Linked DNA regions of Homo sapiens: region 2 is linked to region 1. A link is a contact called in ENCODE Hi-C or POLR2A ChIA-PET data. All regions are on one chromosome and are shown on one strand. The core of a region is the stretch at or near the end of the contact, and the rest is flanking DNA. Distances in the headings are between cores, read along the strand shown. Region 1 overlaps AP1S3 (adaptor related protein complex 1 subunit sigma 3). Region 2 overlaps WDFY1 (WD repeat and FYVE domain containing 1).

What was found. A loop is a pair of places that touch in the nucleus more often than their neighbours do. ChIA-PET counts read pairs that join two places held with the same protein, here RNA polymerase II (POLR2A).
Region 2: POLR2A ChIA-PET joins it to region 1 with 10 read pairs in activated CD8-positive, alpha-beta memory T cell. The contact joins two enhancer-like sites. A Hi-C loop is called at or near these places in 1 of 37 single-sample maps with no recorded cell type. POLR2A ChIA-PET finds 5 or more read pairs at or near these places in 4 of 52 experiments (OCI-LY7, WTC11, activated CD8-positive, alpha-beta memory T cell and 1 more).

What each region holds. Positions count from the first base shown.
Region 1 is chr2:223,785,753-223,788,398 of GRCh38, forward strand. All of the region lies in intron 1 of AP1S3 (adaptor related protein complex 1 subunit sigma 3), which reads right to left. Among named protein-coding and RNA genes, the nearest start is that of AP1S3, 51 kb to the right of the region's middle. Within about 2 kb of position 1,324, at least 2 of the 41 ENCODE cell types and tissues checked have a DNase peak (open chromatin) inside an H3K27ac peak, as active enhancers do.
Region 2 is chr2:223,929,445-223,932,090 of GRCh38, forward strand. The region is part of intron 1 of WDFY1 (WD repeat and FYVE domain containing 1); the gene reads right to left. Among named protein-coding and RNA genes, the nearest start is that of WDFY1, 15 kb to the right of the region's middle. Within about 2 kb of position 1,312, at least 18 of the 41 ENCODE cell types and tissues checked have a DNase peak (open chromatin) inside an H3K27ac peak, as active enhancers do.

The DNA of each region.
Region 1 (2,646 bases), core at 74-2,573:
TTGGGGAGGGATGAATAGGTGGAGGACAGAGGATTTTAGGGGAGTGCAAATAGTCAGTATGATACTATAATGGTGGATCCGTGTCATTATAAATTTGTCCAAACTGATAGAATGTCCAACACCAACAATGAATTCTACATGTAACAAACTCACACCTGTACTCCCTGAATCTAAAATATAGTTGAAATTACAAAACAAAAAATAAATTAATTACAGAGAGGAGTCAGTATAGGCTCATCAGTTGCAGCAGGTGTACTACTCTGGTAGGGGACGTTGATAATGGGAGAGACTCTACATGTGTTGGGGCAGGAGGTATATGAGAGATCTCATACCTTCCACTCAATTTTGTTGTGAACTTAACACTGCTCTAAAAAAATTAAGTCTTAAGAAATGTAAGAACTGTGTAACCGAAGTATCTCCTAGCTACACAACTAAGATGACAATTACATATGCATAGCGAAAACAATCATAGGTAAGGATCATTACAAAATGATCATCGTTGCCTTGTTAAGATGGAGGAGCCCTAATAACTATTTTTCTTTAATTTCAAAGCAATGTCATTTCATTCTGGCAATAAACTGAAGAAAGTGAAAGGGCAAGAAAGTGCGAACCTACAGTTTAGGTTTCATTCACATTAACTAGAGCATTGTTTTTACAGCAGGTGCGATCCAGTGGGTTATAAAACAAACTTAGTAGATCGTAATCAACATAATAAAACAATCCAGGGATGGTGACTCCTGCATGTAACCCCAGCACTTTGGGAAGCTGAGACAGGAAGATTGCTTGAGGCCAGGAATTCAAGACTAGCCTGGGCAACATAGTGAGACCGTGTGTCTCTACAAAAAAAAAGTTATTAAATTAAAAAAAAAAGAAGAAGGAGAAGGTCAGGTGTGGTGGCTCACACTTTGGGAGGCCAAGGTGAGCAGATCGCTTGAGCTCAAGAGTTCAAAACCAGTCTGGGCAACATGGTGAAACCCCATAATCTCTAAAAAAGATACAAAAATTAGCCAGGCATGGTGGCACACAATTGCAGTCCCAACTACTTGGGGGACTAAGGCAGGAGGATCACTTGAACCCAGGAGGTGGAGGCTGCAGTGAGCTGAGATCATGCCACTGCCCTCCAGCCTGGGTGACAAAGTGAGACCCTGTCTCAAAAAAACAAAAAAAAAAGAAGTGATATGGTTTGGATCTGTGTCCCCACTAAACTCGTGTCAAATTGTAATCCCCAGTGTTGGAGATGGGGCCTAGTAGGAGGTGACTGGATCATCAGGGTCTGGAGTTCTCATGAATGAGTTAGCGCCATCTCCTTGATGCTGTTCTCATGAGAGTCAGTGAGTGAGTTATTGTGAGATCTGGTTGTTTAAAACTGTGTGGCAGCTGCCCCCTCTCTCTTCTTCCTGCTTCAGCCATGTGAGGTACTGCTTCCCCTTCGCCTTCAACCATGATTGTAAGTTTCCTGAGGCCTCCCCAGAAGCAGAAGCCACTATGCTTTCTATACAGCCTTCAGAACCATGGGCCAATTAAACCTGTTTTCTTTATAAATTACCCAGTCTCGGGTATTTCTTTACAGCAATGCAAGAATGGATGAATACAAGAAGAAATATTTATAGACATCTGCAACACTCCTGGGTCTCAACCCTTCAGAGTGTGCAAAGCCATATGTCTTCATTTAAGAGAGAAAGGTGTTCTTGAGTTAAGAAGGTTGACAGAAATCTTCAAACAAACTTTGGAAGACAGAGACAGAAATGAGATGAAAGATTTAGCAAAATAGGGGAATTTGTCACTGAAAGGGTGAATTCCCAAGAGAAACCAGATAGGTCTCCCCATAGAATGCCTGAGAGCAATACTTGGGGGCACCATGTCCCTAGAAGACAAGGGATAAGGCAGAGTTCTGAAAGCAGGGAGAGTGGTTGAAAGTCTCCCTATCGAGTAACTGACATGTGCCACATGCAGATTTCTAGAGACTACAGCTAAGTGAAAACGCACATGCATATGCAACACACACACACACACAAACTACACCATACGATAAGTTTCCAATTGCTTCATCCAAGGGTACAGAAATTTAGGAACTCCATGCAGTTGGAGAACCTCTTAGCACAGCTTGCTCCGGCCCCCAGAGTCAGTAACCTCCCAAGCAGGGGCTGCTGACACTGTCCACACAAAGCAGGGTATTACCTAATCTGAGAAGCTCCAATGTAAATGCCACAGTTCTTTTTTTTGGGATGGGGTCTCACTCTGTCATCCAGGCTGGAGCGCAGTGGTGTGATCTCGGCTCGCCCAGGTTCAAGTGATCCTCATGCTGTGCCTCAGCCTCCTGAGTAGCTGGGATTATAGACATGTGCCACCATGCCTGGCTCATTTTTGTATTTTTAGTAGAGATAGAGTTTCACCATGTTGGCCAGGCTGGTCCCAAACTCCTGACCTCAAGTGATCCACCCACCTGGGCTTCCCAAAGTGCTGGGATTACAGGCATGAGCCACTGCGCCAGGCTGGACTGCCACAGTTCTTATATACTTAAGGCTTACATCACCACTCAGAGGACTTACATCATTTTCGCCCTTAAGAAGAGATATTTGGCCGGGCGTGGTGGCTCACGCCTGTAATCCCAGCACTCTGGGAGACCGAGGCGGGCACATCACCTGA
Region 2 (2,646 bases), core at 62-2,561, 140 kb after region 1:
CCCAAAGTGCTGGGATTACAGGCATGAGCCACCGTGCCCAGCCTCCTGCTTAACTTCCTGCAAGCTCACAACACTGAACTGTTGTGGCACACACAAGAATGTTCCTGCATTCTAGACACACATCAAGATTCGTGAAAAGCAACTCTGTGATTTCCCACCTCCCTGCACCTCCCTGAACTTCCCTCTACCACCTTCTCTAAAAAAAATTTAAAAAAATAAAGATTCATGAAAAGCTTGTGGTCTGTTGAGAACGAGGTGCCACATCCTGATGGCAGGGATGACAGGCGCTTCTGCCTTCATTTTACACTTAAGGAAGCAGAAGCAAGGAGAGATACGATCTGAAAATCACACAAACCAACAGCAGCACTGCATCAGACTGACTTCATTTAGTTGTTTGACCAACTTTCTCTCTTATCAAGATGGTGAAAGTTCATCTTTAAAACATTATCAAAGTAAACAATTCAAAGCAAAGCAGCCTTATGTGGTAAGTAAGTAAAACTTTTTTAAAGGCTTTTTAGAAATCCACACTTTATCCTCCAAAGCAGTAATTCCTAAACAATAAGGAAACAAGAAGCAGTAAATTACTTTTTCCCCCCAAATAAATCAGAGTATGGAAAAGTTCAGGTCTAACTTCAAAGCTCACTTGGTTCAAAGAAATACTGACCTCTGTGCTAAATACGAGTGGTGATTCCAACAAAGTCTCTCACTACCTCCAGCTCTAGATTTAGCCCAATCTAGCTACAGCGTGCGATATTGTATGTAAGTGCCTGTGGTGAAACAATTTAAAAAACAATGTGCTCAATTCTTTACTCCTCCCTGCATCCACGCTCCTTACAATCAGCCATTTTGCAGCTCTTTCCATCAAGAGATGGAATATATTTCTCTGAGCCTTGTTTTTGTTTTGAGACGGAGTCCGGTTCTGTCACCCAGGCTGGAGTGCAATGGCTTGATCTCGGCTCACTGCAACCTCCGCCTACCGGGTTCAGGCGATTCTCTTGCCTCAGCCTCCTGAGTAGCTGGGATTACAGGCATGCGCCACCACGCCAGGCTAAGTTTGTGTATTTTTAGTAGAGACGGGGTTTCACCATGTTGACCATACTGGTCTCGAATTCCTGACCTCACGTGATCCGCCCTCCTTGGCCTCCCAGGCATGAACTGCCGTGCCTTGCCTATTTCTCTGAGCCTTGAATATGGGTTGGCTAGTGACGCTATGTTTAAAAAAATGTGGCTGAATGGGGTGCTAGTACTGGGTCCTGAGGCCTGGTTTGCTCTCACTCTGTGTCTTGGAAGACTGCCACGTCACATGAACCACAGGGGCCAGCCTACCAGAGGACAAATGACGACATGGGAGAGAGCTCAACTGTCCTAGCTGAAGCCATCCTCGGCCCGCCTGTAGCAAGCTCACTCCCAGGCATGAGAAAGAGTCCAGCTAAGCTCAGCAGAGCTGGCCCACGGCTGGCCACAAGCATGAGTGAGCCTGGCTGAGGCCAGAAGCACTGCCTAGGTGACCTGTAGGCTCATGAACAATGACAAATCCCTGCTGTTTTAAGCCACTGAGTTTTGAGGTAGTTTGTTATGTAGCACGAGCTAACTGACACCATGCTTTCTGTTCCAAATAAATAATATACCTTTAAGAACCATAGGAATCTGAGGTTAAAATTAAAAATAAAAAGCATTTGGCATTTATTGAATGCCAAGGATTTTAAAGTAGATAGTACGAATAACTCCATTTCAACTCTTAATTGAAATACAGGATTCCCATTTTGCAAAAGTGCTAATTTGAATCCTTAAAAATGGAAGCAGTCACTGAAGTACAAAATAAAGTTATTACTCTTAAATATCATATAGTAATGTTTGTTATCCTGTCTACCAAGGATAAAACTTCTGTATGCTTTACCTTCCTATAGTAGATATATGAAAAGTGGAGTTATAACCACAGTTATGATTAAGAATAAAGTGTTTATTCCAGGGAGATTAATCTTTGATCTGCTGAAAGATATGCCTGATGATCATAATAAGTAGAAGGATTCCTTTTTATTTCTACTGTTAAACTCTATCAAAGAGCCAATTAAAAATAAGGTTAAAATACACTTAAGGGAATCACTAAGTCTTGAAAGCCTCATCTATTTAAGCCACAATACAGTAGGAGCAAAGATAGATTCAAGGTACAATTTTTTCCTCTGAAAAGCACTGGCTCACAAACCAGGAGGCATCTTGCAGGAGTCATTAATATTTTTCTTTCTTTTTTTTTTTTTTTTTTGAGACAGAGTCTTGCTCTGTTGCACAGGTTGGAGGCAGTGGCGTGATCTCAGCTCACTGCAGCCTCTGCCTCCCGGGTTCAAGCAATTCTCTTGCCTCAGCTTCCCAAGTAGCTGGGACTACAGGCATGCACTACCACACCCAGCTAATTTTTGTATTTTTAGTACAGACAGGGTTTCGCCATGTTGGCCAGGCTGGTCTTGAACTCCTGGCCTCAAGTGGTCCACCTACCTCGGCCTCCCAAAGTGCTGGGATTACAGGCGTGAGCCACTGCACCTGGCCTAATTGGTCTAATTTTTTTTTTTTCCCCATACCAGAAAGGGCACTGGAAATATTTTTAAACCTGTAATTCCATAAGGGTATACATTTGGGTTCAATACATATTTT